Regions from separate parts of the Homo sapiens genome. Here region 1 is linked to region 2. Evidence: read pairs that join two places in POLR2A ChIA-PET (ENCODE). Cell type or tissue: A673. All regions are shown on one strand.

What was found. ChIA-PET counts read pairs that join two places held together with the same protein. Peaks named below come from ENCODE experiments on the same cell type or tissue, not always from the same donor. Only the 100,000 strongest peaks of a DNase experiment are listed, where the experiment ranks them.
Region 1: POLR2A ChIA-PET joins it to region 2 with 23 read pairs; 2 of 35 experiments call an interaction of 5 or more read pairs at or near these places.

Annotation. Positions count from the first base shown.
Region 1 is chr3:125,107,828-125,110,327 of GRCh38, forward strand. It overlaps SLC12A8 (solute carrier family 12 member 8), which reads right to left. Exons shown (of 14, transcript NM_024628.6): 9 at 2,362-2,500; 10 at 1-299. Among named protein-coding and RNA genes, the nearest start is that of MIR5092, 42 kb to the right of the region's middle. RefSeq lists enhancers at 1-85, 86-586, 361-410, 421-490, 1,071-1,150 and 1 more. In A673, no CTCF peak of the experiment used is centred here; no DNase peak of the experiment used is centred here; H3K27ac peaks cover 401 bases.
Region 2 is chr3:124,706,423-124,708,922 of GRCh38, forward strand. All of the region lies in intron 57 of KALRN (kalirin RhoGEF kinase), which reads left to right. Among named protein-coding and RNA genes, the nearest start is that of UMPS, 23 kb to the right of the region's middle. In A673, no CTCF peak of the experiment used is centred here; a DNase peak (open chromatin) is centred at 1,359; H3K27ac peaks cover 2,500 bases.

The sequences.
Region 1 (2,500 bases), 400 kb after region 2:
CCCTCCAAGACTCTTTGGGCAGGTCCCTCAGAGCCGTAACTGGGAGCTTTCTCTAAGAGCAGGTGCTCAGAGCAGTGGAGGCCTTCTGCGCCCTCCCTGAGCACCGGCTCAGGCACCGGGGTCAGGCTGCAGGAACACATGGACAGGGAGAAGTAAGAGTAGTCCACTGCAACGTATGTCAGCATGAAGTTGATGGTGACGATGGGGGCCAGAACGTTCACTTGACCCACAAAAACAAAGGCCATGGTCACCAAGCTGGTCAGGCAGATGGCAGCCACGGGTGTTTTGTTTGGCCCCTTCTGCAGGAACAAAAATAACATGCAGGACCATAAAATTTCAGATAGAACGCTTCAGAGATTTCAGAAGTTACAGGCTAGAAACACAACTCATAATGACTCAGCCACTTCTCCCCATGTGATTATTCATCTATAAACTTGAGATAATAATATCCTACTCATGGGATTAGTTCATGCATGCGAAATGCTTCACACAGACTGACATGCAGTAAGCTCCACAGATATTAGTTGCATTAGCAACTTTTTTTTTTTTTTCTTTTTTTGAGACCGGGTCTGGCTCTGTTGCCCAGGCTGGACTGCAGTGATGTGATCTCAGCTCATTGCAACCTCCGCCTCTTGGGCTTAAGCCATCCTCCCACCTCAGCATCCTGAATAGCTGGGACTACAGGTGCACACCACCATGCATGGCTAATTTTTGTATTTCTTGTAGAGACGTGGTTTTGCTATGTTGCCCAGGCCAGTCACAAACTCCTGGCCTCAAGCAATCTGCCCACCTTGGCCTACCAGAGTGTTAGGATTACAGGCATGAGCCACTGTGCCCAGCCATAGGAATAACTATGAACATGGGGCATTATTATAGAACTTTGACTTCCCAAATATTTCCTCCTTTTGTCTTTCATTGGGTTTTAATACCAGCATAGAAAATCAAAGAAATGCAAAGTTGATTCTTCCCAGGGAGAGGCAGATTGCGGAAGACACAGCAGAATCACTGGTGGCTGGAGGAGGGGAATTCTGACACTAATTCTGACACTGAGTATCCGCAAATACTCACACACACACATTACACACACCTGTTATTAATGGAGGTGGGTATGGTGACCTTCAGGTGGACAGGAGTGGAAAAAAGGTGCTAGCTGCCTCTCCTGGGAGCTCTTCATCACAGTCACTGACATAGTTCTTGGGCCAAAAGCAACAGTCACTTCTCAGTCCCTGTCTTCTTTAACCCAGCTGGCTACTCAGTCCTCTTCGAAACACTTTCTTCACCTTACTTCTCCTGATTGGCCTCCCTCTTCACTGGCTGCTCCTTCTTGGTTTCTGTGGCTGGCTTTTCACGTCTCTGAACTCCACATTTAAAGCAGCCCCAGGCTCCATCCTCAGATCTCTATCTGTACTCCCTCCCTTGGTGAGCTCAACTAGGCTCACGGCTTTGAATACCGGCATTATACTGACAACTTCCAAATTTGAATCTCCAGCCTAAAACATTCCCCTGAAACCCAGGTTTACATATCCAACTGCCTACTCAACATTTCCAGTGAACGTCTAATAGGATCTCAAACGGACTATGTCCAAAACCAAACTGCATTTTTGGAGGAAGATAAAGGAAGAAATCAAGGATAAGTTGCAACGATGTGTTCCCTAAACCAGAGAGAGGCTGAAAATTGGAAGCGGCTGGGGAGGCCCTCTGGGGTACCCCAACAAGACAAAAATGAACTCTAGCTTGCAAACCATATTAGTGGGAAATGGGATTCTCTGTTTATGTCTCTTTGGTCCTCCCCTGGACTTTAGGAATGTCTATTTTAATCATTCCAGCCATGTCTCAACTGAGCTGCCCTTTATGTATCAGTTAAGGTTTGGTTCATGATGGTTAACAGGAAGTGTAGACGCCAGAGGTGTAGGAAATCATCAAACAGCAACCCCCAAGGGGCGGTTGAAACTCAAGGGCAGAGTTAGAGCTGCAAGGACCAGCTCGCCTCCTGACCAAAACACGCTTTCTTCTATGCTAAACCTGGAGGATCCTGAATTCATTTTCATTAAAGGATGGGGCACTGCATTTTCATGCTGCTCAGGGTCCAAGATGGTACTAGGACTGGTTAGCTAACCCAGTCCTAAAAGTGCTAAGGGGCTGGGTGGCTGGGACATTTAAGATGCTTCATCTACTTAGCCCTAACCTAAGCCAGCCAGAGGACAGGGCTGAAAGAAATGACCTCTGCATTATTTTCTGTGTCACCCCAAAGAAATTGACCAGAGGCTCTGATCAGAAAAGCTTAACCAATTGATGGGCCAACAGTGAGGTTAGCAGCAAAACATGTTTCAAAAAACAAACCAAAAAAAGAGGATTACTCACCCCTTGTCCCAGACAGGCAAGTGCAGGGATCACTTTCTCCTGGGCAATGCACTGCAGGATGCGGGGAGCTCCATAAAGTCCTCCCATGCAGGAAGCCAGGGACGAGATGTATAAGCCCAAAAGGAACAGGAAGCCCATG
Region 2 (2,500 bases):
GGGAACTCTAACCAGCCCAAAAGGAAAGACTTAAAGATACTGATTGTGGAGCTTTCCCAACTGAGCAGTCTTGTCAAATCACTCTGTAGTAAAGTAAAAGGTGACAGGCTTCACCCACAAGCTCAGAGCTTCTAAACATCTTTTTTCTTTTTCTTTTTTTTTTTTGAGACAGAGTCTCGCTCTGTCTCCCAGGCTGGAGTGCAGTGATGCAGTCTTGGCTCACTGCAACATCTACCTCCCAGGTTCAAGCGATTCTCCTGCCTCAGCCTCCCGAGCAGCTGGAATTACAGGTGCCTGCCACCATGCCCGGCTAATTTTTGTATTTTTAGTAAAGATGGGGTTTCTCCATGTTGGCCAGGCTGATCTCAAACTCTTGACCTCAGGTGATCCGCCTGCCTCAGCCTCCCAAAGTGCTGGGATTACAGGTGTGAGCCACCGTGCCCTGCCACCAAACACGTTTTTATTCCTGAACTTTCAAAATGAGCCAACTCCCAATGCCACCCAAGATAGAGTAAGCCCACTGTAGCCTTTATCTCCCACTGATTACAACCAGAATCCCTGGACAAGATACAAAAAGCAATACCTGGGTATCAAATTAAATAATAGAGATGAGAGTGGAAAGACAAAAGACTTGGGCTGGGTGTGGTGGCTCACGCCTGTAATCCCAGCACTTTGGGAGGCTGAGGCAGGAGGATCACTTGAGCCCAGGAGTCCAAGACCAGCCTGGGCAACATGGCGAGACTTCATCTCTACAAAAAATAAAAGAAAAAACTAGCTAGGCATGGTGGTGCACACCTGTAGTCCCAGCTACTTGGGAAGCTGAGGTGGGAGGATTGCTTGAGCCTGGGAGGTCGAGATCGCACCACTGCATTCCAGCCTGGGCAACAGAGCAAGAGCCTGTCTCAAAAAAATAAAAGGAAAGAAAGTAAAGTAAAAACTTGAAGAATGGCTAATGACAAGGAGAATAGCAGTTTCCTTCCTTCCTTCCTTCCTTCCTTCCTTCCTTCCTTCCTTCCTTCCTTCCCTCCTTCCTTCCTTCCCTCCTTCCTTCCCTTCTTCCTTCCTACCTTTTTTCTTCTTTCCTCTTTTCTCCTTTATCTCCCCAGCTTTGATACAAGTGTGGGCCAAATCAAAGAACTATGTAGCATGCACAAACAGCAAAAACTCCAAGAAAACCCCACATTTCTGGCCAAAGGACAAAGAAAAGGGAACCCTTTGAGCTGGAGAGAACAGAATAATTCATGCTTAATTGTTTTTTTGTGTCTCCTTACTGTCACTGCTTCACCCCGAGGGCAGTCATGTGAAACTGCATGACAATGCAGGAAGCTAAACCTCTGAGGGAATCCCATCTTTCTGGCCAGACAACTTCAAAAAGGGGCACTTGGGAGATAAAGAATGCAGGGGAAATCTCAGGAGAAAGCAAAAGAAGAAGATCTCCTAATTCTATATGAAATGACTCAAATCCTGGGCCACCTTCCAGCTGTGCTTGTATGAGGCACATCCAAAGAAATATAGCAAGGCTCTGAGAACTGGACTATGATGTAAACCACTGCTCAGTGACTGTTTAGTCTCAGACTAATCTTTGTGTGGTGCTCACAAGGGGCAGACCTAAAAGCATAGTAAACACTGAAAACTGAACTGACAATAGAACCACCTCCCACAGAAGGTGAGACAGAACTTGCAGTCTGAACCTAACCAAGTTGATTGCTGACCAAAACATACAAATAAACCAAAAATCAAACTCCTCCAGAGGATTTTAACAGAATCAGTCTCACAACATAACATTTGAAATGTTTGGGATACAATCTAAATTTGTTCAACATTACAAAAAGCAGAAAAAACTTAAAAAATTCTCGGGAAGAAAACAATCAACAGATGCCAGCTCTGACATGATCCAAATATTGGAACTATCACACAAAGACTTTAAAGTAGCAATTACAACCATCCTCTGTAAGGTAAAGGTGAATACTCTTGAAATGAATGGAAAGATAGAAGTTATTGACAGAGAAATAGAAATGATTTTTAAATTTAAATTGCATAACAAAAAATACAATATCTAAAATTTTTAAATTTACAGCATGGATTCAATAGCAGAACAAAGCTGATGGAGGAGTTGGTGAAATTGAAGAGGAAGAAATATAAATTATCTGACATGAAGAATAGAGAGAAAAAATGTTTTACAAATATTAGACGTAACCCCAGGGACCTATGGAAAAATATCAAAAGGTCTGACATTCATGTCATTAGAACTCCTAAGGGAAAGAAAAAAGTGATTGGTGCAGAAAAAATTTTTGAAGAAATAACAACTGGAAATGTCCCAAATTTGGTAAAAGACACAAATTTTTAAAGAAGCTTGGTGACCTAAATAAAAAACAAACAAAAACCATGCCCAGAACACATTGTAATCAAACTGCTGAAAACAAATATATGAAAAAAAATCTTGAAAGAAACAAGAGAAAAAAACAACATATTACATTTAGGTAGAACAGTGACTCGAATG